Regions from separate parts of the Homo sapiens genome. Here region 2 is linked to region 1. The links are chromatin loops, found by intact Hi-C in ENCODE. Cell type or tissue: psoas muscle. All regions are shown on one strand. Links, peaks and the distances in the headings refer to the core of each region. The heading gives the core; the rest is flanking DNA. Region 1 overlaps NPLOC4 (NPL4 homolog, ubiquitin recognition factor). Region 2 overlaps NPLOC4 (NPL4 homolog, ubiquitin recognition factor).

What was found. Peaks named below come from ENCODE experiments on the same cell type or tissue, not always from the same donor. Only the 100,000 strongest peaks of a DNase experiment are listed, where the experiment ranks them.
Region 2: it touches region 1 in a loop (2.0-fold over the local background); 5 of 110 quality-filtered maps call a loop at or near these places.

What each region holds. Positions count from the first base shown.
Region 1 is chr17:81,617,594-81,633,142 of GRCh38, forward strand. It overlaps NPLOC4 (NPL4 homolog, ubiquitin recognition factor), which reads right to left. Exons shown (of 17, transcript NM_017921.4): 2 at 12,132-12,212; 3 at 4,573-4,685. Among named protein-coding and RNA genes, the nearest start is that of NPLOC4, 12 kb to the right of the region's middle. RefSeq lists enhancers at 1,234-1,777, 1,778-2,321. In psoas muscle, for the core only: no CTCF peak of the experiment used is centred there; no DNase peak of the experiment used is centred there.
Region 2 is chr17:81,559,713-81,572,342 of GRCh38, forward strand. It overlaps NPLOC4 (NPL4 homolog, ubiquitin recognition factor), which reads right to left. Exons shown (of 17, transcript NM_017921.4): 13 at 12,305-12,376; 14 at 9,304-9,399; 15 at 7,705-7,821; 16 at 5,793-5,895. Among named protein-coding and RNA genes, the nearest start is that of FAAP100, 14 kb to the left of the region's middle. RefSeq lists an enhancer at 1,277-1,376 and a silencer at 10,854-11,062. In psoas muscle, for the core only: no CTCF peak of the experiment used is centred there; a DNase peak (open chromatin) is centred at 7,249; H3K27ac peaks cover 2,090 bases.

The sequences.
Region 1 (15,549 bases), core at 4,264-12,263:
GGTCGGGAGATCGAGACCATCCTGGCTAACACGGTGAGATCCCGTCTCTATTAAAAACACAAAAAATGCCCCCCCTCCCCCTCCGTCTCTTTCCACGGTCTCCCTCTCATGCCGAGCCGAAGCTGGACTGTACTGCTGCCATCTCGGCTCACTGCAACCTCCCTGCCTGATTCTCCTGCCTCAGCCTGCCGAGTGCCTGCGATTGCAGGCGCGCGCCGCCACGCCTGACTGGTTTTCGTATTTTTTTGGTGGAGATGGGGTTTCGCTGTGTTGGCCGGGCTGGTCTCCAGCTCCTAACCAAGTGATCCGCCAGCCTCGGCCTCCCGAGGTGCCGGGATTGCAGACGGAGTCTCGTTCACTCAGTGCTCAATGGTGCCCAGGCTGGAGTGCAGTGGCGTGATCTCGGCTCGCTACAACCTCTACCTCCCAGCCGCCTGCCTTGGCCTCCCAAAGTGCCGAGACTGCAGCCTCTGCCCGGCCGCCACCCCGTCTGGGAAGTGAGGAGCCTCTCTGCCTGGCCGCCCATCGTCTGGGATGTGACGAGCCCCTCTGCCTGGCTGCCCAGTCTGGAAAGTGAGGAGCGTCTCTGCCCGGCCGCCATCCCATCTAGGAAGTGAGGAGCGCCTCTTTCCGGCCGCCATCCCATCTAGGAAGTGAGGAGCGTCTCTGCCCGGCCGCCCATCGTCTGAGATGTGGGGAGCGCCTCTGCCCCGCCGCCCCGTCTGGGATGTGAGGAGCGCCTCTGCCTGGCCGCGACCCCGTCTGGGAGGTGAGGAGCGTCTCTGCCTGGCCGCCCCGTCTGAGAAGTGAGGAGCCCCTCCGCCCCGCAGCCGCCCCGTCTGGGAAGTGAGGAGCGTCTCCGCCTGGCAGCCACCCCGTCCGGGAGGAAGGTGGGGGGTCAGCGACCCCGCCCGGCCAGCCGCCCCGTCCGGGAGGGAGGTGAGGGGTCAGTGCCCCCGCCCGGCCAGCCGCCCCGTCCGGGAGGGAGGTGGGGGGTCAGCCCCCGCCCAGCCAGCCGCCCGTCTGGGAGGTGAGGGGCGCCTCTGCCCGGCCGCCCCTACTGGGAAGTGAGGAGCCCCTCTGCCCGGCCACCACCCCGTCTGGGAGGTGTACCCAACAGCTCATTGAGAACGGGCCATGATGACAATGGCAGTTTTGTGGAATAGAAAAGGGGGAAAGGTGGGGAAAAGATTGAGAAATCGGATGGTTGCTGTGTCTGTGTAGAAGGAAGTAGACATGGGAGACTTTTCATTTTGTTCTGTACTAAGAAAAATTCTTCTGCCTTGGGATCCTGTTGATCTATGACCTTACCCCAACCCTGTGCTCTCTGAAACATGTGCTGTGTCCACTCAGGGTTAAATGGATTAAGGGCGGTGCAAGATGTGCTTTGTTAAACAGATGCTTGAAGGCAGCATGCTGGTTAAGAGTCATCACCACTCCCTAATCTCAAGTACCCAGGGACACAAACACTGCGGAAGGCCGCAGGGTCCTCTGCCTAGGAAAACCAGAGACCTTTGTTCACTTGTTTGGCTGCTGACCTTCCCTCCACTATTGTCCTATGACCCTGCCAAATCCCCCTCTGCGAGAAACACCCAAGAATGATCAATTAAAAAAAAAAAAAAAAACACAAAAAATTAGCCGGGCATGTTGGCGGGCGCCTGTAGTCCCAGCTATTCGGGAGGCTGAGGCAGGAGAATGGCATGAACCCGGGAGGTGGAGCTTGCAGTGAGCTGAAATCGCGCCACTGGACTCTAGCCTGGGCAACACAGTGAGACTCCGTCTCAAAAAACAAAAACAAAAACAAAATTAGCCGGGCGTGGTGGCACATGCCTGTAATCCCAGCTACTCGGGAGGCTAAGGCAGGAGAATCGCTTGAACCCGGGGGGGCAGAGGTTGTGGTGAGCTGAGACCATGCCACTGCACTCTAGCCTGGGCAACAAGAATGAAACTCTGTCTCAAGAAAAAAAAAAAAAAAGAAAGAAAAGAAAAGAAAAAAGGCGGGGTGCCAGGCGCAGTGGCTTACATCTGTAATGCCAACACTTTGGGAGGCTGAGGCGGGTGAATCACTTGAGGTCAAGAGATTGAGATCAGCCTGGCCAACACGGTGAAACCCTGTCTCTACTAAAAATACAAAAATTACCTGGGAATGGTGGTGGGCACCTGTAATCCCAGCTACTCAGGAGGCTGAGGCAGGAGAATCGCTTGAACCTGGGAGGCAGAGGTTGCAGTGAGCTGAGATTGCGCCACTGCACTCCAGCCTGGGCAACAGATTGAGACTCCGTCTCAAAAAAAAAAAAAAGGTGGGGGTACAGCACCCCATGGTCCTGCTGAGGGAATGGCCTGAGTCTGTCAGGCCTCTGTTTACCGCTTTGCATCGGCAGGAAATCCAGGACACAGAGGGTCATGCTGGAGGGTCTTGTGAATGTGAAATCAGCAAGACCTCAGAGGTGGGAAACTCTACAGGTCAATGGACCAAGTTCCTCAACAGATAAATTTCAAGAAAAGGGAAGAGATGGAAGGGGAACCTGAAGATTACAAGAAGTAAGACATACAAATTTCCTTAAAAAGCAAGACTAACTGGCAGTGTCTAGGGATAGACACTCAAGTAACGAAAGAATAAAGAGCCAGGCACGGTGGCTCACACCTGTAATCCCAGCACTTTGGAAGGCCAAGGCGGGTGGATCACGAGGTCAGGAATTCGAGACCAGCTTGGCCAACTTAGTGAAACCCCACCTCTACATAAAATAAAAAAATTAGCCAGGCATGGTGGCACGAGCCTATAGTCCCAGCTACTCAGGAGGCTGAGGCAGGAGAAATGCTTGAACCCGGGAGGCAGAGGTTGCAGTGAGCTGGGATCACGTCATTGCACTCCAGCCTGGGCGACAGAGCGAGACTCCGTCTCAAAAAAAATAAATAAATAAAAAAATGCAAACCGGTGATTACTGTTAGGGAAGCTTCTGCAGTGGCTGCCAATGCCTTATCCCCAGACCTGCTTGGTGCTTGCAATGGTGACACATAAGGTTCATCCATCAAGGCATACACTGTTTTCTGAGGTGTTCAGTACGTATTTTGTTTAATAATTAAAAAGAGGAGGGAGAAAAAAAGGCCAAGCAACAGAAGAGAAGGAAGGAGGGCAAGAGCAGCGGGACAAGCGTGGTCGTGAGCTGAGAGTTCCTCTGGCTGGAACAGAGAGTGTGCACTCACAGTCATTCTCTTTACCTTTAGATAATGGTTACGTGTTCCAGATTTAAACTTTTTTTTAAAAAATTACCAGCTAGATTTGATTTAAAAGTGAAAAATGTGCCTGTAGTCCCAGCTACTCGGGAGGCTGAGGCTGAAGGATCACTTGAGCCCAGAAGGTCGAGGCTGCAGTGAGCTACGATCGCACCACCGCACTCCAGCCTGGGTGACACGGTGAGATTCTGTCTCAAGAAAAGGAAAGAAAGGAAAAGGAAAAGAAAGGAAGGAAGGAAGGAAGTATCAAGATGCAAAACCCTTCAAGAAAGAAAGAAAAGGAAAGAAGGAAGGAAGGAAAGAAAAGAAAAAAAAAAGAAAAATATCAAGATGCAAAACCCCTCACCAGCTCAAAAGAAGGATGAACCAGTGTCACTCTGGAAATGAACATCAACAACAAGAGGTTTCGTTTCACCTCACCACATGGGTAGGCAAACAGTAGGTGCCCAATACATCTTTGTTAAGAACAAATGAATGCTACAATTGCATGTTGTGTCCCTAGACATAGTAATTTGTGAATCTAAAAGTGACCAAGTGCAAAACCAGCCCATCATTCTGGCTGGTAAACAGGCTCACAGCCAACTGCCAGCAGGTCCCAGGCCCACCACTGAGCCAGTGGCCACAGCACATGCAACCTGCAGCGTCGAGAGGAAAACTGGCCACTAGCTCCTTAAGGACTGAACTGATCTAAGGCACATGTGAGTAAGTGCCCAGATGGTTTCGATGGGAGCCAGCACCCGTGTTCCGTAAAGGACCAGTCAATACTTTCAGCTTTGCAGGCCTCACGGTCTATCACAACTAAACTCTGCCCTTGTAACATGAAAACTGGCACCAACAACACGACCTGGCTGTGTTCCAATAACACTTTACAAAAACAGGCAGTAGCCAGGCTGTGACAAGAGGTCTCTGAGTCCTGAAGGTCCTGAATGACCAACTCTACAGGGTGGCATGGGCCACTGCAGTGGCAGCACTCCTACCCAAGCCAGCAGGGCTAACATGATTTCCCGGCACACAGCTGTGTTCAAGGTCTTTCACTCCAGACAAGCAGCTGAGTATGCAGCTCACTCCACGCCGTACATGGACAAAGACAATAACTTTCTCCTCAGTGACACAAATTCCAGAATTCTGCAAAGTCAATCAAATCTGCTCAATGGTAACTGCAGATTCAGGATAATTACTGAATTCCTGGCAAGCAACACGGTCATGTGTATTCTGGTCAGTTGATAAGACCATAATGAGTGGTGTGATGAGGAAAGAGGATAAAACTCGGCAACCTCGGGCAGATCATGGGGACCTCATTTCCCCCCATTCCCTGCTTCCTCCTCAGAGGACACTTACTTGATTTTTAGCAAGTTGAGGGATTTGTTGGAGGAGGCTGTTATCTCTCCGGTCTTGTTTCTATTGATGTAAACCGAGAAGCCATTATTTTGGAAGCCAAACTCCTTTGCAACCTAAAACAAGGCCCAAAGAACAGAAATTTAATGAAATGCTAAAGTATCACTACACATACCATACACACCAGACACTACTAGAAGAGTATTCACCAAATTTGGAAAGTGCCCATCATTTACCAAATTCCTCTTGCTATTTTGCTCTTTTAAAGAAATTTGTACTGTTCACAAAGGTGTCAATTAAAATGAATAAAGTGGCCAAAAAAGCAAAGGTCTTGTCAATGATGAAACTTTGTAAAACATTTAAGACTTTGAAGCAAACAAGAGTTAATGGCTATCCTTGTTTTGTTTTCAGACAGTCTCGTTCTGTAGCCCAAGCTGGAGTACAGTGGCATGATCTCGGCTTACTGCAACCTCCACATCCCAGGTTCCAGTGATTCTCCTGCCTCAGCCTCCCAAGTAGCTGGGATTACAGGCGCCTGCCACCACACCCGGCTGATTTTTGTATTTTTAGTAGAGATGGAGTTTCACCATGTTGGCCACGGTGGTCTCAAACTCCTGACCTCAGGTGATCCGCCCACCTTGGCCTCCCAAAGTACTGGGATTACAGGCGTGAGCCACCATGCATGGCCAATGGCTATGTTTGAAAAGTTCAATTTCCATTTTTGAATTCAATTGTAAAAACCCAATTCCAGGCCAGGCGTGGTGGCTCATGCCTGTAATCCCAGCACTTTGGGAGGATGAGGTGGGAGTATCACCTGAGGTTAGGAGTTCGAGACCAGCCTGACCAACATGGTGAATCCCCGTTTCTACTAAAACTACAAAATTAGCCAGGCATGGTGGCACATGCCTGTAATCCCAGCTACCCGTGAGGCTGAAGCAGGAGAATCACTTGAAGCTGGGAGGCAGAGGTTGCAGGGAGCCGAGATCGTGCTATTCCACTCCAGCTTGGGCAACAAGAGCAAAACTCTGGCCGGGTGTGGAGGCTCACACCTGTAATCTCAGCACTATGGGAGGCCAAAGCAGGTGGATCACGAGGCCAGGAGTTCGACACCAGCCTGGTCAACATAGTGAAACCGTCTCTACTAAAAATACAAAAATTAGCCAGGCATGGTGGCGCACACCTGTAATCCCAGCTACCCGGGAGGCTGAGGCAGAACTGCTTGGGCCTGGGAGGTAGAGGCTGCAGTGAGTCGAGATCATGCCACTGCACTCCAGCCTGGGTGACAGAGCAAGACTTTGTTTCAAAAAAAAAAAAAAAAAAAAGCAAAACTCTGTCTCAAAAAAATAAAAAACCCGGCCGGGCGCGGTGGCTGACGCCTGTAATCCCAGCATTTTGGGAGGCCGAGGCAGGCGGATCATGAGGTCAGGAGATCGAGACCATCCTGGCTAACACGGTGAAACCCCGTCTCTACTAAAAATACAAAAAATTAGCCGGGCGTGGTGGTGGGCGCCTGCAGTCCCAGCTACTCGGGAGGCTGAGGCAGGAGAGTGGCGTGAACCCGGGAGGCGGAGCTTGCAGTGAGCCGAGATCGCGCCACTGCACTCCAGCCAGGACGACAGAGCGAGACTCCGTCTCAAAAAAAAAAACAAAACTCAATTCCAATTCTGAAACCTAACACAGAATGGTGCGACTAAATCATAAAACGTCCACTGTGCAGGGCACTTTGCTAGATGCTGGGAATATTCACTCATTCCTTCAACAAATATTAAGCAGTTCTATGTGCTCAGCTCCATTCTGGGTGTTCAGATCACAAAAATGAACTAGAAAAGACAAGGTTTCTGGCCGGGCGTGGTGGCTCATGTCTGCAATCCCAGCACTTCGGGAGGCCAAGGCGGGTGGATCACTTCAAGTCAGGAGTTCAAGACCAGCCTGACCAACATGGTGAAACCCCATCTCTCCTAAAAATACAAAAATTAGGCCAGGTGTGGTGACTCACGCCTGTAATCCCAGCACTCTGGGAGGCCGAGGTGGGCGGATCACGAGGTCAGGAGATCGAGGCCAGCCTGGCCACCTTGATGAAACCCCATTTCTACTAAAATACAAAAATTAGCTAGGCGTGGTGGCGGACACTTGTTATCCCAGCTACTCAGGAGGCTGCGGCAAGAGAATTGCTTGAAACCAGAAGGCAGAGGTTGCAGTGAGCCAAGATGGCGCCATTGCACTCCAGCCTGGGCGACAAGAGTGAAACTCCGTCTCAAAAAAACAAAAACAAAAACAAAGACAAAAATTAGCCAGGCATGGTGGTGCACGCCTACAGTCCCAGCTAGTCGGTGGGCTGAGACAGGAGAATCACTTCGACCTGGGAGGCGGAGCTGCAGTGAGATGAGATCACGCCATTACACTCTAGCCTGGGCAACGGAACAAGACTCCACCTCAAAAAAAGAAAAACAAAAAAAAGACAAGGTTCCTGCTGTCAAGCAGTTTACCAACAAATGGGGGAGACAAAGTCAACAAAGGTCGAAATAAGCACTACGACAGAAAAGGAAAAGAAACCTCAGATGGGAGGCTAGAAGTCTCTCTGAAGAGCTTCAGCTGAGCAGGGCCCACCCAGCGGTGGGTAAGCCCGCCACACGCGAGCTGGGAGAAAAGGCCACAGGGAGTAGGAGCAAGCACAAAGACCAGGAGGCAGGAAGGGTGTTGGAAACACGGAGGCCAGAGGCCAATAAACAATAAGGAAGATGGAAAGAGATGAGGCTGGCGAGGCAGACAGGGCCGTGGGAAGCCACACAGACGAAAGGCAGGGGGAATCATCATCCACAAAATCCCTGTTGCTCAACACCACACTGAAGAGGAAGCTAGAGTGCCAATTAGAGACAAGAGAGATGGGCTGAGACAGGGGATGAGATGGGACAGGATGGTGGGGATGAAGGCAAGAGCACACTTTCCAGCAGTGGTCATCACCAGGCCCAGCTGACGAGCAGGACCAGGGGCAGGAATGGAATGAGAGAAAGGAAGGAGGTCAGAGTAAAGCTGAGAATTCTAGATTGAGAAACTATGTGGAGGTAACACCTGTGCAGGGACCATGAAAGGAAAGGCTAAAAAAGGAAGAAGACTAGAGGGAAAATCAGGACTTCCATTTGACACTGAGATCGGAGGTGACAACCAGACACACTGCAGTGAAGCCGTCCAGCAGGCAGGTGGGCGCATCTGTGTCTGAGCCCAGGCAAGGGGCCAGAGCAAGAGCTCTACACCGAGGGGTCATCAGAGTAGATGTACCCAAATAAAAGGAATGTGAATCTCGGTAAAGAAACAAATCATAAAAGAACAATCAAATGGAAATTCTAGAACTGAAAAACACAAGAACAGAAATAAAAAATTCACTGAACGGGCTTATCAGCAGAAGGGAGAGAGCAGAAGAGTCAACCTAAACATAGGTGAATAGCTTGTGGTCCCAGCAACTCGGAAGGCTGAGGTGGAAGCACTGCTTGAGCCCAGAAGTTTAAGGCTACAATGAGATATGATCACACCACTGCACTCCAGCCTGAGCGACAGAGTGAGAATCCAACCAACTCTAAAAAGAAAAACATAAATGAATCAATAAAAATAACAGCTATATAATCTGAAGGCAGAGATTTGGGGAAAAAAAAAACAGCCTTAGGAACCCATGGTACAGGATCAAATGCTCCTCACTAGAAAAAAATGAGGGTTGGGCGCGGAGGTTCAAGCCTGTAATCCCAACACTTTGGGAGGCCGAGTTGGGCAGATCACCTGAAGTCAGGAGTTTGAGACCAGCCTGGCCAACATGGTGAAATCCCATCTCTACTAAAAATACAAAAATTAGACAGGTGTGGTGGTGCACCCCTGTAATCCCAGCTACTCAGGAGGCTGAAACAGGAGAATCGCTTGAACCTGGGAGGTGGAGGTTGCAGTGGGCAGAGATTGCGCCACTGCACTCCAGCCCAAGCGACAGAGTGAGACTTCATCTCAAAAAAAAAAAAAAAAAATTAGCCAGGTGAGCTGGCACGTGCCTGTAATCTCAGTTACTCGGGAGGCTGAGCCAGGAAAACCGCTTGAACCCCGGAGGCGGAGGTTGCAGTCAGCCAAGATCGCGCCACTGCACTCCAGCCTGGGCAACAGAGCGAGACTCCATCTCAAGAAAAAAAAAAAAGAAAAGAATGAAAATAGAACAGAAAAATACTTAAGAGTGGGGAAAACCCCAAAATTTAATGAAAAACATCAAATAGCAACTCCAGGAAGTTCAGCAAACTCTCTCAAGTTAAGATACAAAGAACACCACTGCAAGGCACACCAGAGTCACCCTACTGAAAGCCAGAGGTCAACGAAGACGAGAAGACCAAGAAGACGGTGGAACGACAGCTTCAAATGCTCAACAGGACCAGGCACCGCGGCTCCCGCCTGGAATCCCAGCATCCAGGAGACAGAGTGGGGAGGATCACTTGAGGAAATCAAGACCAGCCTAGACAACATGGTGAAACCCCATCTCTACCAAAAAATTAAGAAATTAGCTAGGAAGCTCACGTGGGAGGATCGTTTGAGCCCGGGAAGTCAAGGCTGCAGTGAGCTGTGACTTTGCCAGTGCACTCCAACCTAGGCAAAAATAATAATAATAATAATTTTAAAATGGACTGGGTGAGGGTGGATCATACCTGTAATCCCAGCACTTTGGGAGGCTGAGGCGGGCGGATCACCTGAGATCAGGAATTCGAGACCAGACTGGCCAACATAGTGAAACCTCGTCTCTACTAAAAATACAAAAATCAGCTGGGCATGGTGGTGCGAGCCTGTAGTCCCAGCTACTCGGGAGGCTGAGGCAACAGAATCACTTGAACCCGGGAGGCGGAGGTTGCAGTGAGGCAAGATTGTGCCGCTGCACTCCAGCTTGGGCGACACAATGAGACTTCGTCTCAAAAAAAAAAAAGAAAAAGGGCCAGGTGTGGTGGCTCACTCTTGTAATCCCGGCACATTGGGAGGCCGAGGCAGGCGGATCATGAGGTCAGGAGATCGAGACCATCCTCACTAACACAGTGAAACCCCATCTCTACTAAAAACACAAAAAACATTAGCCGGGCATGGTGGCGGGTGCCTGTAGTCCCAGCTACTCGGGAGGCTGAGGCAGGGAAATGGCATGAACCTGGGAGGCAGAGCTTGCAGTGAGCCGAGATCGCGCCACTGCATTCCAGCCTGGGCAACAGAAAGACTCCGTCTCAAAAAAAAAAAAAAATTGATGCATGGTGGGGAACAAAAATGAACTGTCAACTCAGAAATCTGTTTTGAGGCCAGGTGCAGTGGCTCACGCCTGTAACCCCAGCACTTTGGGAGGCCAAGGCGGGTGGATCACCTGAGGTCAGGAGTTCGAGACCAGCCTGACCAACATGGTGAAACTCCATCTCTATTAAAAAGACAAACTTAGCCGGACTTGGTGGCGTATGCCTGTAATCCCAGCTACTCGGAAGGCTGAGGCAGAATTGCTTGAACCCGGGAGGCTGAGGCAGGAGAATTGCTTGAACACAGGAGGCAGAGGCTGCAATGAGCCAAGATCATGCCATCACACTCCAGCCTGGGCAACAAGAGCGAAACTCTGTCTCAAAAAACAAAAACAAAAATTAGCCAGGTATTGTGGTGCACACCTGTAATCCCAGCTACTTGGGAGGCTGAGGCAGGAGAACTGCTGGAACCCAGGAGGCGGAGGTTGCACTGAGCCGAGATCACGCCACCACATTCCAGCCTGGGCGACAGAAAAAGACTCCATCTCAAAAAAAGAAATTTGTATTGAATGAAAATATCCTTGGGAGGCCAAGGCGGGCAGATCACGAGGTCAGGAGATGAAGACCATCCTGGCTAACATGGTGAAATCCCGTCTCTACTAAAAATACAAAAAATTAGCCAGGCATGGTGGTGGGCGCCTGTAGTCCAGCTACTCGGGAGGCTGAGGCAGGAGAGTGGCGTGAACCCGGGAGGCGGAGCTTGCAGTGAGCCAAGATCATGCCACTGCATTCCAGCCTTGGAGACAGAGCGAGACTCCCTCTCATAAAAAAAAAAAGAAAAAAAAAAGAAAAAGAAAATATATCCTTCATGGCTGGGCACGGTGGCTCACACTGAAGCGGGTGGATCACGAGGTCGGGAGTTCAAGACCAGCATGGTGAAGATAGTGAAACCCCGTCTCTACTAAAAATACAAAAAATTAGTCAGGTATGGTGGCGGGTGCCTGTAATCCTAGCTACTCGAGAGGCTTAGGCAGAGGATTGCTTGAACCCAGGAGGCAGAGGTTGCAGTGAGCCGAGATCATGCCACTGCACTCCAGCCTGGGCAACAGAGTGAGATGCCATCTCAAAAAAAAAGAAAATAACCCTCATATAAACACAGGGCAAAACGAAAACATTTTCAGGTCAAAAAAACCCAAAGGTCTGTGACCAACAAACCTACCTACAACAAAGGCTAATGGATGTTTTTCAGTCTGAAGAGAAACAACACCAGACAGAAATAGTCTGGGGGAATCCATGGGAAAAGTAAATAAGGAAGAAACTGTGAAGATAAGCTAAGAAGTACATAATATGCAACTATCACAGTAAATGAAATATTTTGTGATTGGTTAAAAAAAGAAAAACTGTCATGGGAATCCTGGACACAATGCAGGTCAGGAGACCAGGGAGGAGCCAGGGATGATTCTTTGAGTCAACTGTAGTCATATCTACAATTCATACTTTTTTTTTTTTTTGAGACAGTCTCACTCTGTCGCCCAGGCTGGAGTGCAGTGGCGCGATCTCAGCTCACTGCAAGCTCCGCCTCCTGGGTTCACATCATTCTCCTGCCTCAGCCTCACCAGCAGCTGGGACTACAGGTGCCCGCCACCACACCCGGCTAATTTTTTGTATTTTTACTAGAGATAGGGTTTCACCATGTTAGCCAGGATGGTCTCAATCTCCTGACCTTGTGATCCGCCCGCCTCGGCCTCCCAAAGTGCTGCGATTACAGGCGTCAGCCACTGCGCCTGGCCACTCTTATGAAATACTTTTTTTTTTTTTTTTTTGAGATGGAGTCTCACTCTGTTGCCCAGGTTGGAGTGCAGTGGCACCACCTCGACTCACTGTAAACTCTGCCTTCTGAGTCAAGCAATTCTCTTGCCTCAGCTTCCCAAGTAGCTGGGATTACAGGCACCTACCACCACGCCCGACTAATTTTTGTATTTTTAGTAGACGGGGTTTCACCATCTTGGCCAGGCTGGTCTTGAACTCCTCACTTCGTGATCCACCCGCCTTGGTCTCCCGAAGTGCTGGGATTACAGGTGTGAGCCACCACGCCCAGCCGTGAAATATTTTTACACTTACCTTTGGGCTCTTGGTCCTATAATTTTGAGCAGTGATCAGCTGTGACAAACATCTCATCCTATAGCAATCCAACCCAACTGTGATAGAGAAAGGCAATGCAAGAGGCAATTTGGGAATAGGGAAAATAAGAAAACGAGGAAAAGAGAAAAGGTATCGATGGCAGTAAGAGTAGAGGATGAAAAATATCCTGAGGGTCAATACCCAGGCCACAGATACCTTTTTCAAAAATGTTGCTGCTGTTTCTCTCTTTGTTGCTGTGATCCGCTTCACTCCATCCGGGGACTGGACACGAATTATCTGTTGCAAACAAAACATGATGGTTACTGCACAGCCTAGTGAGGTCCTGATCTAATACTACGGCTTCCATCTGTGGTCTTTTAGCATCTGGGTCACTGAAAATTAAAGCCAAACCTCACTCTTCACCTTTCAATACCCAGCTCAATCCTTCTAGAATATGATGCCGAGGGGTGAGATTCATCAACATATGGGGAGATATTTTAAGAGTACTGTCCTCTCAACTCTTAGTTTCACTCAGAAAACAACTTTAATTCCTAATCACTATTTATAGAGTATATGTAAAACACTTTTTGTCTCTTCAGACTTAAAACAGAGAAAAACCCACCATGAACCATGAATGAACTGTGTTCTTTAAAAAAGATGTTACTTTGGGGAAAAAAAAAAAAAAAAGATGTTACTTTGTTCCAGGATCTATATACAAACATTAGACAGTCTTCAAGAGTCCTACAATTTAAAAGAATCACAGGAAATTTTCTAATTGTTACTTTTTTTTTGCTTTTTTGAGACAGGGTCTTGCTGTCACCCAGGCTGGAGTGCAGTGGCAAAATCACAGCTTACTGCAGCCTTGACATCCAAGGTTCAAGTGATCCTCTGACCTCAGCCTCCCGAGAGCTGGAACCACAGGCTTGCACCACCACACCAGGTTAATTTTTTTTTTTGTAGTGACGGAGTGTCATATTTCCCAGGCTGATCTCGAGCTCCGGGGCTCAAGTGATCCTGCCACTGTGCTGGGATTACAGGTGTGAGCCACAACGCCAGCTATTACTTACTTTCCCTAAAAAACGTTTAAAAATGGCCAGACACAGTGGCTCACGTCTGTAATTGTAGCACTTTGGGAGGCCAAGGCGGTGGATCACTTGAGCTCAGAAGTTCAAGACCAGTGGGCAACATGGGGAAACCCCATCTCTACTAAAAATACAAGTTAGCCAGGCATGGTGGCGTACGCCTATGGTCTCAGCTACTTGGGGAGCTGAGGCACGAGGATCACTTAAACCAGGGAGGTCGAGGCTACAGTGAGCCAAGATGGTGCCACTGCACTCCAGCATTGGTGACAAAGTGAGACCCTGTCTCAAAAAAAGAGATTAGGCTGGGCACAGTGGCTCCTGCCTGTAATCCCAGCACTTTGGGAGGCCAATGCGGGCAGATCACCTGAGGTCAGGAGTTCGAGACCAGCCTGGCCAACATGGTGAAACCCCGTCTCTACTAAAAATACAAAAATTAGCTGGGCGTGGTGGCGGGCACCTGTAATCCCAGCTACCCGGGAGGCTGAGGCAGGAGAATCGCTTGAACCCAGGAGGCAGAGGTTGCAGTGAGCCAAGATCGTGCCATTGCGTGACGAAGAGCAAGACTTCGTCTCAAAAAAAAAGTAAAAATTTAAACTTAAAAAAGAAATTAAAATTAAAAGCAATAAAGGTCTTTAATGGTAAAATTTAGTAGGGTTTTGAAAAAATATTTTCAGCTGGGCACAGTGGCTCACACCTATAATCTGTGCACTTCAGGAGACCAAGGCAGGAAGATCTCTTTAGCCTAGGAATTCGAGATCAGCCTGGCCAACACAGCGAGACCCCATCCTAATTTAATAACGTGTGTGTGCATATATGCATATTAAAGTGTACATATATATATATATATTTTTTTTTTTTTTTTTTTTTTTTTTCCCCCACGGCAAGCCTAAAAAGGTTGGCAGATCTGGAAGACTACTGGACAAAGGGCATTACTTTCTAAGACAACTTGATGTTTATGCTGATGAAAGCCATCGTGAAGGTGAGTTATCATGCCTGGCCAACAGCACAGGCCCCTGCTTTAGACAAGGAGGATGACATGGCATGCTCTGCAGCAAACAAAGACCTGCTCCAACCATCCGCGGGACGGGAAGGAAGGCAGACAGGAACATGCGCATAAGTGTCCTAGCTTCTCCTCTCAGCAAAGACTGATGGTGCATTCTATAGCTTCTTTCTCTCTCATTTCCTGCATTACCATCTCTTGTATTTAGCTCATTTTTTTTTTCCCCGAGATGAAGTTTCAATCTTGTGGCCCAGGCTGGAGTACAATGGCGCAATCTTGGCTCACTGCAACCTCTGCCTCTTGAGTTCAAGTGATTCTCCTGCCTCAGCCTCCTGAGTAGCTGGAATCACAGGCGCCCACCACCATACCCAGCTAATTTTCTTTTTTTTGAGACAGTCTTTTTCCGTTGCCCAGGGTGGAGTGCAGTGGCGCAATCTCGGCTCACTGCAACCTCCACTCACTGCAACCTCCGCCTCCCAGGTTCAGGCGATTCTCCTGTCTCAGCCTCCTGAGCAGCTGGGATTACAGGCGTGCACCACCAAGCCCAGCTAATTTTTGTATTTTTAGTAGAGACGGGGTTTCAACATGTTAGTCAATCTGGTCTTAAACGCCTACCTCAGGTGATCCACCTGCCTCAGCCTCCTAAAGTGCTGGGATTATAGGCATGAGCCACCAACCCTGGCCTAGCTGATTTTTTATAGTGAAACATTTCAATTCCCTTATTTCCTTTTTTATTTCTTTTTTTTTTTTCAGCTCTTGTTGCCCAGGCTGGAGTGCAATGGCGTGATCTCGGCTCACTGCAACCTCTGCCTCCCCGGTTCAAGTGATTCTCCTGTCTCAGCCTCCTGAGTATCTGGGATTACAAGTGCCTGCCACCACGCCTGGCTAATTTTTAGTATTTTTAGTAGAGATGGGATTTCACCACGTTGGCCAGGCTGGTCTCGAACTCCTGACCTCAAGTTATCCACCCACCTGGGCCTCCCAAAGTGCTGGGATTACAGGTGTGCACCACCACACCCGGCCTCCCTTATTTCCTTTTTCATAAATTCTATAACTATTTTCTGTGAGGTTACCACGAGTGTTACATTAAACATCCTCTTCAACCATTATGCAGATGAAAACTGTCACAAGCCATTGTCTAAAAAAGATTTCCACTGATACAGGACAAAACACCATAAAGGCTCAGTCTACTGGGATTTGTCCGCTTTTAGTAAAGTAACTAAGCCTAATCTAGATTTTCCTAAAATAGGATAACCCTGTCCTGCATTTTCCCATAACTTTCACTTGGCAGAAAAGGCTCCACCCAATATGTTCTCAACTTTTAAGTCAGGAGATTGAGACCATCCTGGCTAACACGGTGAAACCCCATCTCTACTAAAAATACAAAACATTAGCCAGGCGTGGTGGAGGGCGCCTGTAGTCCCAGCTACTTGGGAGGCTGAGGTAGGAGAATGGCGTGAACCCAGGAGGCAGAGCTTGTGGTGAGCAGATCGCGCCACTGCACTCCAGCCTGGGTGACAGAGCAAGACTCCGTCTCAAAAAAAAAAAAAAA
Region 2 (12,630 bases), core at 2,416-10,415, 60 kb before region 1:
TGGGTTGTTTCCAGCTTTTTTTTTTTTTTTTTTTTTCTGAGGTAGGGTCTTGCTCTGTCACCCAGGCTGGAGTGCAGTGGCACGATCTCGGCTCACTGCAACCTCCACCTCCCGGGTTCAAGCGGTTTTCCTGCCTCAGCCTCCCAAGTAGCTGGGATTACAGGCATGAACCACAATGCCTGGCTAATTTTATCTATTTTTTGGTAGAACTAGGGTTTCACCATGTTGGCCAGGCTGGTCTCGAACTCCTGACCTCAGGTGATCCACCCACCTTGGCCTCCCAAAGTGCTGGGATTATAGGTATGAGCCACCATGCCCAGCCTCCAGTTTTGAGCTAATATGAACAAAGTTGCCAGGATCATTCTTCTACAATTTCTTTGTGGACCTGTGTTTTTATTTCTCTTGGATAAAAACAAAGAGTGAGGCTGGGTGCAGTGGGTCACGCCTGTAATCCCAGCACTTTGGGAGGCCGAGGCGGGTGGATCACTTGAAGTCAGGAGTTTGAGACCAGCCTGGCCAACATGGCGAAACCCGGTCTCTACTAAAAATAATTAGCCAGGCGTGGTGGTAGACACCTGCCGTTCCGGCTACTCAGGAGGCTGAGGAAGGAGAATCCCATGAACCCGGGAGGGGAAGCCTGCAGTGAGCCGAGACCCTGCCTCTTCACTCCAGCCTGGGCGACACAGCGAGACTCCATCTCAAAAACAAACAACAGGCCGGGCGCGGTGGCTCATGCCTGTAATCCCAGCACTTTGGGAGGCTGAGGTGGGCAGATCACAAATTCAAGAGATGGAGACCATCCTGGCTAACATGGTGAAACCCCGTCTCTACTAAAAATGCAAAAATTACCTGGGGGTGGTGGTGCGCACCTGTAATCCCAGCTACTAGGAAGGCTGAGGAAGGAGAATGGCGTGAACCTGGGAGGCGGAGGTTGCAGTGAACCGAGGTTGCAGTAAGCCGAGATCTCAAAACAAACAAACAAACAAACAACAACAACAAAAAACCTACCTAGGAATGAATCTGCCGGCCCACAGGGTAATGAATTGTGTGCTGAACTTTCTAAGACCCTGAGACACAGTTCTCGCGAGGGTGGCACGGTTTTGCCTCCCACTCGCAAGGTACGAGAGTCCCAGCTGCTTCACATCTTCACTCACACTTGACATTGTCGCGTTTTTTTCATTTCAGCCACACTGATGAATGTGTAACGGCTTCTCATGTTTTAATTTGCATTTCCCTGATGACTAATGATAGTGACTGTTCCTGCATCTCCTTTTTTTTGTTGTTGCCGAGGCTGGAGTGCAATGGCGCAATCTCGGCTCGCTGCAACCTCTGCCTCCTGGGTTCAAGCGATTCTCCTACCTCAGCCTCCCAAGTAGCTAGGATTACAGGCACGTGCCACCACACCTGGCTAATTTTTTTTATTTTTAGTAGAGATGGGTTTTCACCATGTTGGCCTGGCTGTCTCGAACTCCTGACCTCAAATGATCCACCGCCTCGGCCTCCCAAAGTGCTGGGATTACAGGCGTGAGCTACCATGCCCGACCTGCATTTCCTTTTGTGAAACGTTTCACCCTCCGCCCAGCTTCTTCTTCTGCTTTCTGTTTGATTAACAACAGGCAGAGTTATTTTTAAGTTTCAGATAGAAGTCATGTTGTGTGTATGTACTGCTAATACTGCGTCCCCCATTGGTGCCTTTTCATGTTTCTAACAGTGCCCTGTGATGAGCACAAGTGTTTTGTTTAGATAAATTTATTTATCAATTTACCTATTTTTATGCCAGTGTTTTTCTGTGTTCTACCCCAAGGTCCTGCATCCTGCCTAAAAGAATCTTTGCGTACCCCAAGGCCCTGAAGAGATTCAACTTAATAACTGTTTTACAGTTTTTATTTTTTTAAGACAGGGTATTGCTCTGTCATTCAGGCTGGAGTGGTATAATCATGGCTCACTGTGACCTCGACCTCCTGACTCATGGGATCCTCCCATTTCAGCCTCCCCAGAAGCTGGGATTATAGGCGTGGACCACTCACCATGCCCAGCTAATTCTTTTTTTTTTAATATTGTTTTTTTGTACAGACGGGGCTTCACTATGCTGTGTGGGCTGGTCTCACACTTCTGGGCTACAGTGTCCTCCAGCTTTGGCCTCCTAGAGTGTTAGGATTATAGCTATGAGACATCATGCCCAGCCTGCTTCATAGTTTTACCTTTTACCATTAGGCCTATGACCCATCCTGAGCTGATCTTTGTGTCTTGTGTATACACGTCTGTAATCCCAGCACTTTGGGAGACCGAGGCAGGTGGATCACCTGAGGTCAGGAGTTCCAGACCAGCCTGACCAACATGGTGAAACCCCATCTCTACTAAAAATATAAAAATTAGCCAGGCGTGGGTGCACGCCTGTAGTCCCAGCTACTCGGGAGGCTGAGGCAGGAGTATCACTTGAACCCAGGACGTGGAGGTTGCAGTAAGTGGAGATCATGAGATTGCACTGCAGCCTGGGTGACAGGGTGAGATTCCGTCTCAAAACAAAACAAAACAACCCATGAGGGCCGGGCGCGGTGGCTCACACCTATAATCCCAGCACTTTGGGAAGCCGAGGTGGGTGGATCACTTGAGGTCAGGAGTTTGAGACCAGCCTGGCCAACATGGAGAAACCCTGTCTCTACTAAAACTAAAAAAATTAGCTGGGTGTGGTGGCAGCCACCTGTAATTCCAGCTACTTAGGAGGCAGAGGCTGGACAATGGCTTGAACCCGGGAGGTGGAGGCTGCAGTGAGCTGAGATCACACTACTGCACTCCAGCCTGGGCAACAGAACAAGACTTTGTCTCAAAACAAACAAACAAAAAACCCATGAAAAAATGCCCAACATCACTAATCATCAGAGATGCAAATTAAAACCACAGTGAGATACCAGTCAGAACTTACACCAGTCAGAACTGCCTATTATTAAAGAGTTGGCTGGACATGGTGGCTTACCACTGCAATCTCAGCACTGAGGCGGGAGGATCGCTTGGGCCCAAGAGTTCAAGACCAGCCTGGGCAACATAGTGAGACCTCATCTCTACAACAAATTTAAAAAATCAGCCAGGGATGGTGGCACATGCTTGTAGTCCCAGCTGCTCAGGAGGCTGAGGCGGGAGGATTGTTTGAGCCTGGGGAGGTCAAGGTGAGACTGACCTCAAATGCCACTGCACTTCAGCCTGGGTGACAGAGTGAGAACCTGTCTCAAAAAAAAAAGGAGGGGGGAAAAAAAAAAGGTCAGGTGCAGTGGCTCACAGCTGTAATCTCAGCACTTTGGGAACCAAGGCAGGAAGATCACTTGAGCCTAGGAGTTTGAGACCAGCCTGGGCAACATGGCAAGACCACATCTTTTTTTTTTTTTTGAGACAGAGTCTTGCTCTGTCGCCCAGGCTGGAGTACAGTGGCACGATCTCAGCTCACTACAACCTACGCTTCCTGGGTCAAGTGATTCTCCTGCCTCAGCCTCCTGAGTAGCTGGGATTACAGGCGCTCGCCACCATGCCCAGCTAATTTTTGTAGTTTTAACAGAAATGGGGTTTCACCATGTTGGCCAGGATGGTCTCAATCCCTTGACGTTGTGATCCACCTGCCTCAGCCTCCCAAAGTGCTGGGATTACAGGTGTGAGCCAGCCACCGGGCCCGGCCAACCCTATCTCTTAAAGAAAAAAAAAAAACACCAACCAAAAACATTAGTTGGGTGTAGTGGCTCATGTTTATACTCCTAGGTACTCCGAAAGCTGATGCAGGAGGATCGCTTGAGCTCAGGAATTGAAGGCTGTAGTGAGCTATGATCACTCCACTGCACTCCAGCCTAGGCAACAGAGTGAAACCCTGTCTCTAAAAGGGAAACAAAAAAGAAAAAAAAAAAAAAGACTGGTGTCATTGTTAGAACTGCATCAAAGGGCTGGGTGCAGTGGCTCCCAGGTATAATCTCAGGACTTTGTGAGGCTGAGGTGCAAGGAATGCTTGAGGCCAAAGTTTGAGACCAGTCTGGGCAACACAGTGAGACCTCATTGATACAAAAATATTAAAAAATTTTGCAGCCATAAAAAGGAATGAAATCATGTCCTTTGCAGCAACATGGATGCAGTTGAAGGCCATTATTCTAAGCAAACTAATGCAGGAACAGCAAACCAAATACTACATGTTTTCATTTATAAGTGGGAGCTAAACATGGGTACTCACGTACATAAAGATGGCAACGCCAGGTGTGGTGGTACACATCTGTAATCCCAGCTACTCGGGAGGCTGAGGGAGGGGAATTGCTTCAACCCAGGAGGCAGAGTTTGCAGTGAGCTAAGATTGCGCCACTGCACTCCAGCCTGGGAGACAGGGTGAGGCTCCAGCTCAAAACACACACACACACACACACACACACACACACACAAAGAGCAGGGCGGGCTGAAAAACTATTAGGTACTATGTGTAGTACCTGGGTGATGTGATCAATCATACCCCAACCTCAGCATCAGGCAATATACCCAGGTGACAAACCTGCACATGTACCCTGTGAATCTAAAATAAGTTAAAATTATTTTTAAAAAACAAACAAATAAAAAGCAACAACAAAGCCCCAAGAATTAGCTGGGTGTGGTGTTGCAAGCCTGTGGTCCCAGTTACTCAGCAGGCTGAAGCAGAAAGATCACTTGAGCCTGGAGTTTGAGGCTGCAGTGAGTTACGATTGTGCAACTGCACTCCAGCCTCGGCAATAGAGTGAGACCCTGTCTCTACAAAAATAAAAATAATAAACAAAGAATTGTGTGAAAAGAAAACCTCGGCTGGGCGTGGTGGCTCACACCTGTAATCCCAACACTCTGGGAGGCAGAGGCAAGCAGATCACAAGGTCAGGAGTTCGAGACCAGCCTGGCTAACATGGTGAAACCCTGGCTCTACTAAGAATACAAAAATTATCCAGGCATGGTGGCACATGCCTGTAGTCCCAGCTACTCAGGAGGCTGAGGCAGGAGAATCGTTTGAACCCAGGAGGTGGAGGTTGCAGTGAGGCAAGATCACGCCACCACACTCCAGCCTGGGTGACAAGAGCCAAACTCCGTCTCAAAAAAAAAAAAAAAAACAGGAAATGGTATAAAGGTGTTTGATGTGTCTTTTGAAGGCTGTGTTAACAGAAGGATTCTAGCATTTGTCCAGGGCCGTAGCTCCCGGGCACTCTGGTGCTCTCAGCTGCAGGGACTCAGGGCACTCGGGCTGCACGAGGCACCACGGTGCGTGAGGAGTCCCTGCAGCAATGCTGACAGAAGGTTCTCACGAGTGGGGAATCGTTCAGGACCTGGTGACTGAGGGTCCGGAAGACACGCAATGCCTGCGGTCCGTTCCGTAGTGTCCACCAGCAACAACATGGATGCTGCAGGCTTCTCCTCCTTACAGCTTTAAGCACTAAAGGGAAATTCTCAAGGAGACCAAAAGGTCCCACGCTTCCGGCGCTTCCATAAAGTTTCTGATTCTCTTAAGACAATGATGTTCAAAGTGCTCCTAGGATGCCTGGAGATTAGTATCTCTGATGTACAGGTTTATAAAATTTACAGGGCTGTGTACCTAAGACGTACGGCCTGGACAACATGTCTGCTCCATCACCGGAGCCTGCCACGTGCCTGGCAGGGAGGCCGAGTCTCTACTCGTTGCATTGCCGATGGCACCTGCCAGGATGCAGCTGGGTGCGGAATCCAGGGCACCACCGGCAGTGGGGAGCTGTGCAGAGTGGGCTGCTCTCCGGCCCCAGCCACGGGGTGCCGGGGCAGGGGGTGGGGGTACTCACTGCACAGCTGCTCGATGGTGGCCCACTGCTCAGACCTCTTCCATGTCTGGGCGAGCTCCTCATTTCTGGTCCGCACGGCCTCCAGCAGCAAGCTGATGCTGTCCTACAAGAAGCCAAAAGGAAGGTTCCTCTTCGCTGTGCCTAAGGTGAGCAGCTTCCTGCTAGAACAGGTTTCTTTCTCCCCAACATCAAGACGTATTTCTGAGGACATTTTAAAAATCTTACAGGCTATCACTATAAAATGCAAACTGCCACAACTTACATCTATAAACGCAAGTGCTAAATTGAACTAGAATTTAAATTCTTCCCAAATAGGCCCAAGCGGGCATCTGTGCCTCTGCCTTGTGCTGACGGTGCTCAACAGCCCGGAGGATAGGAGCTCATGCCTCTCGTCCTGGAGGCTGGGATGGAGGGCGGAAGTCTTGACTGTGAGACGTGTCCTCCTCCCTCACATTTCATCCCTCTGCCTCTTTCTCCTCTCGTGTCTGGAAAAATGCACTCTCTATCCTAGCCTTCCGAGTCAAACTGCAGGGGATTAATGCATTAAGGATGGGCGCAGTGGCTCACGCCTGTAATCCCAACACTTTCAGAGGCAGAGGCAGACAGATCACGAGGTCAGGAGTTTGAGACCAGCCTGGCAAACGTGGCGAAACCCCGTCTCTACTAAAAATACAACAATTAGACAGGCGTGGTTGCGGGCACCTGTAATCCCAGCTACTCGGGAGGCTGAGGCGGGAGAATCGCTTGAACCCAGAAGGCGGAGGTTGCAGTAAGCCAAGATTGCGCCAATGCACTCCGGTCTGGGCAACAGAGCGAGACTCCGTCTTAAAAAAAAATAATTCATATATGAGAAACGGATAAAGCCTTCAGGAGCTCTCAGTACCTCCAGAGAATGTCTTCCAACAGATGACTGCAAAAATAGTGCAGTATACTAGCAAGGTGGCTCTGGTGTAGAGGGAGCCTCACCTTTCACCACCTGTCCAGACAGATGGGCAGCAGCTGAACCTCGGAGCAGGAGGTGCAGTTCCCTGGGCTGACTAGGGAAGGCACAGGCAGGGAAGAGGCACAGGGTGCCTGATGTCAAATACCCGAGTGAGTGGTTTTGAGACAAAATACAGACACAAAATAAACTAGCAGGATACAAGAACAGCTATAGGCTTCCTGACAGAGAAAGGCCGGGGGAGGAGGAGCCTCTCTATTCTGTCTCCTTCAGGGAAAAGTTCTGAGTCAGTGGCGGAGCAGCTCAGAAAGAATTTGCTCCTTTCTCTTTGGCATTTCCTGTTGGCTTGAACAGTGAAGAAAAAGCCAAAGTCGGACCCCTACACACGGCAAGAACCTCCTGGGGGCTGCTGCCCACTGGCCCCCACTACCCAGAGCAGCCACTTCTGCAAAGCACTCGCCCTCTTCTCCCCCAACGGTGTCTCTTAAAAATGCCAACTGTGCAGCTGTGAGCTTGGGGTCTGGAAGCTGGCCAAGCCTTCTGGGCCAAGGCAATAAAACCAGAGTTGATTTAGGAGGAGGGGAGATATGAGTAAAAAGCAGAGGCTGTGACTCTGAAACTGTTAGAACAGGAATTTTTTAAACTGTCTAACTCTAATGCTGGAGGCAGAGCTAAATCACCTCTGCTTCCCATTCGATTGTAACAGATGAAACCGTACTTCCTCACAGAGGTGCAGACACTCAATGGAAATGCTAAAGGTGAAAAAATTAATCTTTCTATCAACAAGCTTCTTGTGAAAAGCTGCTGCCTACACTCTGCCCATAGGACAAATGAGGGGGACAACCTGTGACCCCGAGCTTTGACCCAGTTTCCCAATCATGCTCTGGTCTGGGAGGAAAGAAAGCAAGACACAGGCGTCTCTTTGCAGCCAAAGCCCACTTGCTCAAGTGGACACCACACTTGGACACGCACCTGCAGAGGCATAACTTCATTGGTGACCAGGAACAGCAAGAGGTGGAAATCTGAGATGGTATCCAAGAACACAGATGAGGTATTCTGAGACAAATAGGTGGCCAAGCTATGGAAGTCCTAGAGGAATGGGAATAAACATGAATGTTCCATACAGTTCCCCAGTGCCAGACCCCGAAACAGAGCTGTTTCCTACTAAGACGCAACTCAATACACTGAATGCTGAGACACCTCTCCCTCTGCCTCTGCAACCACGAACAGGGTCCAAGAAAGAGGAGCAGGCAGCTGCAAAGCAAGCTCTTGCTCTCTTCTCCCAAGAAGATGCTCTCAGCACACCTGACTACCCAGATGTGCAAGGAGACATGCTTATAAAGCTGACTCAGACTGGCCAGGTGTGGAGGCTAACACAGTAATTCCAGCACTTTTTAGGAGGCCGAGGCAGGCAGGTGGTCAGGAGTTCGAGACCAGTCTGGCCAACATGGCGAAACCCCGTCTCTACTAAAAATACAAAAAAAATTACCCAGGCTTGGTGGCGCGCACCTATAATCCCAGCTACTCAGGAGGCTGAAGCAGAAGAATCGCTTGAACCCAGGAGGTGGAGGTTGTAGTGAGCCAAGATCGCACCACTGCACTCCAGCCTGGGTGATAGAGTGAGACTCTGTCTTCCAAAAAAAAAAAAAAAAAAAAAAAAAGGCTGACTCAGACAGAGACACAAACATGGAAATGCGCCCTGGTCCCCCGGTGGAGAGTGGGCTGCGGGAGGGGCCTGGGGCCCCCTTCACGGCAGGGAGACAGGTCTGACTTTTCCTGTCGAGCTGTATTCTCCATCTAGGGCAGCAAGAGGGAGGAATGTGCAGGGCAGCCGTGATGCAGCACGGACATCTTCAGCAGAACCAAACACAGAGCTTCAAGAGTGCACCCCAATAACTGGCTTTGCACCTCTGTGAGCACCCCAAGTCCCCTGGGCGGATGGGCACTGAGGGGATCAAAGCATAGAAGAAGCTTTGTCAGCCACTGAAGAAAACCTCATTATAGACATTCTTTGACCACCTTCTGAAATGTCTGTTAGCAAGTTATGATTTAAGAACAACCATGTGTACACAGCCTGTCTACACAGTATGCAGGCGTGACAGCAAATCGGACCTGGCCTGATCTGCCAGTGAGAGCAGAGGCCAACACGGGAGCCACGCTAAGCAGCAGATCAACACTACACACGGGAAAGCCGAGGCCAGGCCGAGAGGGGCCACACAGCCCCAAGGTGCCTAAGAAGGGCAGCAGGTGACCAGGCAGGGGCCAGGCCAAACCAACAGTGACGAGGCTGCTGGCAGAAGACACAAAGCAACACATTTGGGAAAATTACGAGGTCCACTGAAGATGTGGCCAGTCAGGACGTCAGGGGATTAGCCTTTGTGGCCGTCCATCACCTAGCCATGGGAAGGGCGTCCACGTGACCAGCAGTGCCCCACAGTAGGCCCTAGCTGGCCTGTCACAAGAATGAATCGGGAGCATTTGAAAGCTTGATGTTTTCTGGAAAAACAATACTGACACTAGATAACAATCAGCAGTTACCTTAAATTATGTTTCTAAAGACAAAGAGCTCACCTGTGTCTCACCCAATACATCCCGGTTTTCAATAGGAAATGGATTTTGCGAAATAGAAAAAGTGTAAACTGGATCCTTGGGGAAAGTTGTTGTGATCTAATGAAGAAAAACACAAACCCATGATAAATGAGGCTGAAAATGGTGTGGCCGACTCCCAGCCAGCCCAGAGCATCTCCCAGAGCCCAAATTAACGACTCCTAGCAATTCTGAGAATGTTCTACAAGCTCTCCATCAAAGGGAACCGTTATCTATTAGTGTCATCTCTAAACGAACACTTGGAAACTCCGCCATCCTGGAGACAAACTACACCATATCCGGGCAGCCTCCGGCCTGTGCACCGGCCTCGACGTCGGACAAAAAGGGCACTGGGACTCCCCTCGTGGCACAGCTTCCCTTCAGAGTCACACAGGTTCTCTCCCTCTGCTATGGAGGAACGAAAGGCTGGTTTGGCCCCTTGGCCAGGTGACAGGAAAGGAACGGAAGGGCCAGGAGGCCGCCCCAGGAGCTGACTTTGCTCAAGAGAGATTCGTGTCATTGGATTCGGAGGGCAAATGAGCAATCAGCCAGCTTTCAAGACACAAAGCACCCTTCAGCAGCTCACTAAGCCCCTTCTGAATGCTGGGAGCCACTCCACGGAGCTGTGGGCTTTTCCAGGCAGGGGTGAATGTAAGGCCCTTGAGGAACACAGGGTTCAGCTCTTCTCTCTCCCTCAGAGCTGATACCCAAAGGCCAGCTAAGTCCTTCAGTCCTTCACTGGCTCAGACAGGCCTTAATGACAACAGAGGGCACTTTGCACCTAAGATATAATCAATAGATGCTACAGGGACAGTGGTAAATGTGCAAGAATCAATAGAAATACCACTTTTATTCTTCGTGACAGACACCCCTCCCCAAAGCAGCACCGAGTTGAGTTGATGCTGCTTTTCTCTGCAACACAACAGCAGCAGCAGAGGTCACACCTCTTCCAGATTTAGGGGAACTATTCTGGTTCCTTTGGGACTATTTCTAAAGAATGAGTGTGGTTCTGGTCTGTTTTCTGCATCAGCAAAGGCAGTGAGTTGTTGAGCTAGCTGGCCCAGGATTTGCTGTGCCAGCGCCAGCCGCTGTGGAAGGACAGCTGAGCCACCAGCAGCATCTCTGGCCTGAGCTGGCCCTTCATGGGCAAGCGGCGGGGTGGGTCATGAAGACTCGGGCCGCGGTGCCACGTGTCGGCTACATGGCCTCGTCAGTTAGGGATCCTGGGCCTCACTTTACTCTTCCTCAGGATGAAGATGATCGGAGTACTCGCCTCCTGGGTGCCCAGCACGGGGCTGGTACACATAGTGTTGGTACACACAGTGCTGGGTCCCAGCTGAAGACAGGGGAGGTGCTGACCTCCTGCAGAGACAAAAGCCTGGCCTGCTCAGGCGCGTCCCTTGGGAAGGCCTAGAAATGAAGAAGGCGGCACCCCCAGAACACGTGCTAGTGAGTGAGCTAGTGGGACTGACGGGGGCTCTTGCTGGCCTTGTAACTGGCCCTTGGAGGGGAACAGAACCAAAGTCCACACAGCCCATCCCAGATGTCCCAAGGAAGGGCATCAGCTCCCATCTTACACTGAAGCCATTTCCCTACCCTACCCATCGTCTATCAGCCAGATGATGCCCCCAGAACCCACAAAGAAACCCCAGTAACACTGGCTGGTGCCTTTTCCTGCCTGCCCAGCCATCCCATCCCAAGGTTTAAGAACCTTGGCTGAGGCCAGCGCCTGTGGCCCAGGGCTGGGCATGGAGCTTGACACACCTCTCTGGGCACCTGCTCTCAAGGACTCCCCATGCCTCACTTCCACAGGGTCAAGGAGCCTGGGCATCACAGAGCAGAATGCTCTCCCACAAACAAGTACTTCTGAAAAACTGCACTAAGGCAAAAACTTAACTTCCTTTATAAAAGAAGAGGAAAGAAGTGGGGAGGCTGCTTGGGGTAGAAGACCTGAGAAAGCTGGTTTTAAATCATGCCTGCTCCTCCTGGGTGCATGCTCCATCAATCTGTTTTCATCTTAATTACACCCTAGGTAGTCTAAAAACCAGATGCCTTCACGGCCTAGGTAATAAATATGTTCTCGGGAGCTGTCAGTTGGAATGGTGCATCGATGGGCTTGGCTCGTGGGGACCTGCTGTTCCGAATGCAATGATATTTTACTGCCTGAATCACGTGCCCATCCAATTTCAAATGCAGCCTGAATAGATCCTGGCGTGGCAGCAGCATAGGAAATGAGCCGCCTCCCGTCCGCTTTGGACAGAGCTCCGGTGGGGCTGATGCACTGGCTTCTGCAAAGGCTCATCCTGCCATCCTTGCTGCCCTGTGGCCAATGGTACAGCCATGTCTCCATGACCATAAAATGCCTCCAAAAAGGAGCTGAGACACAGGGAAGATGTGGAAGAGCCAGGGGCCTTTGTGGCTCCTGGAGTTCCACCCAGTAAACCACGCTGAGCCCTCACTCAAGAACACTGAGTTACAGGTGTGTCCCCTGGGGACCACCCTGGACGGAGTGACCCAGACACACTGTGGGCTGTGGCAGCTGTGCTGGGGCTAGGGCAAGCACCTGCACGTGCAGGACAGCTGACAGCCACACACCAAGCACAGCACATCTGGACAAGACTGCTTGATGCTCCGGTGACTGGAGACCCAAGCAATGGGGGTTCGCTGCCTTCCAGAGGCTGCCTAGCCTGGGGTCAGTGGTCCTTTGTACTTTAGTATGGGGACAGTTAACCCCTAGGTTGACGTCAAGGAAATAAAAACCTGAGACTAAAACAAAAAGCCCTTAAAACTGTGAGCATTTCAGCAACACCGCATGCTCAGTGATTCTACAACCACCTCCTGGGTGCCTGTTCTGGGGTGGGCACTGCTCAAGGCAGAGGGTGCCTTAAATTGCAGCCTCCTCCCTTGAGCAGCCACCACCCAGCAGTCCCACCTACAAGGCGCCCAATGGGTCCACCTGCCCAAGCTGTGCATGGGGGGCACTTACGTCTATGATGAGATACTCCACAGGCAGGGGCCGGGCCAGCTGGGTGATCTCGTTGCCAAACTTGTCTACGTCCTGCAATAGTCAGAGGGGAACAGCGGTGAGCAAAGACGATCAGTAGTAATGATTTTCCTTTCACATGCTTGTCTCACCTTTTATTTAATTAATTAATTTATTTATTTATTTATTTTTTGAGACAGAGTCTTGTGCTGTCGCCCAGGCTGGAATGCAGTGGCGTGATCTCCACTCACTGCAAGCTCCGCCTCCCAGGTTCACACCATTCTCCTGCCTCAGCCTCCCAAGTAGCTGGGACTACAGGCGCCCGCCAC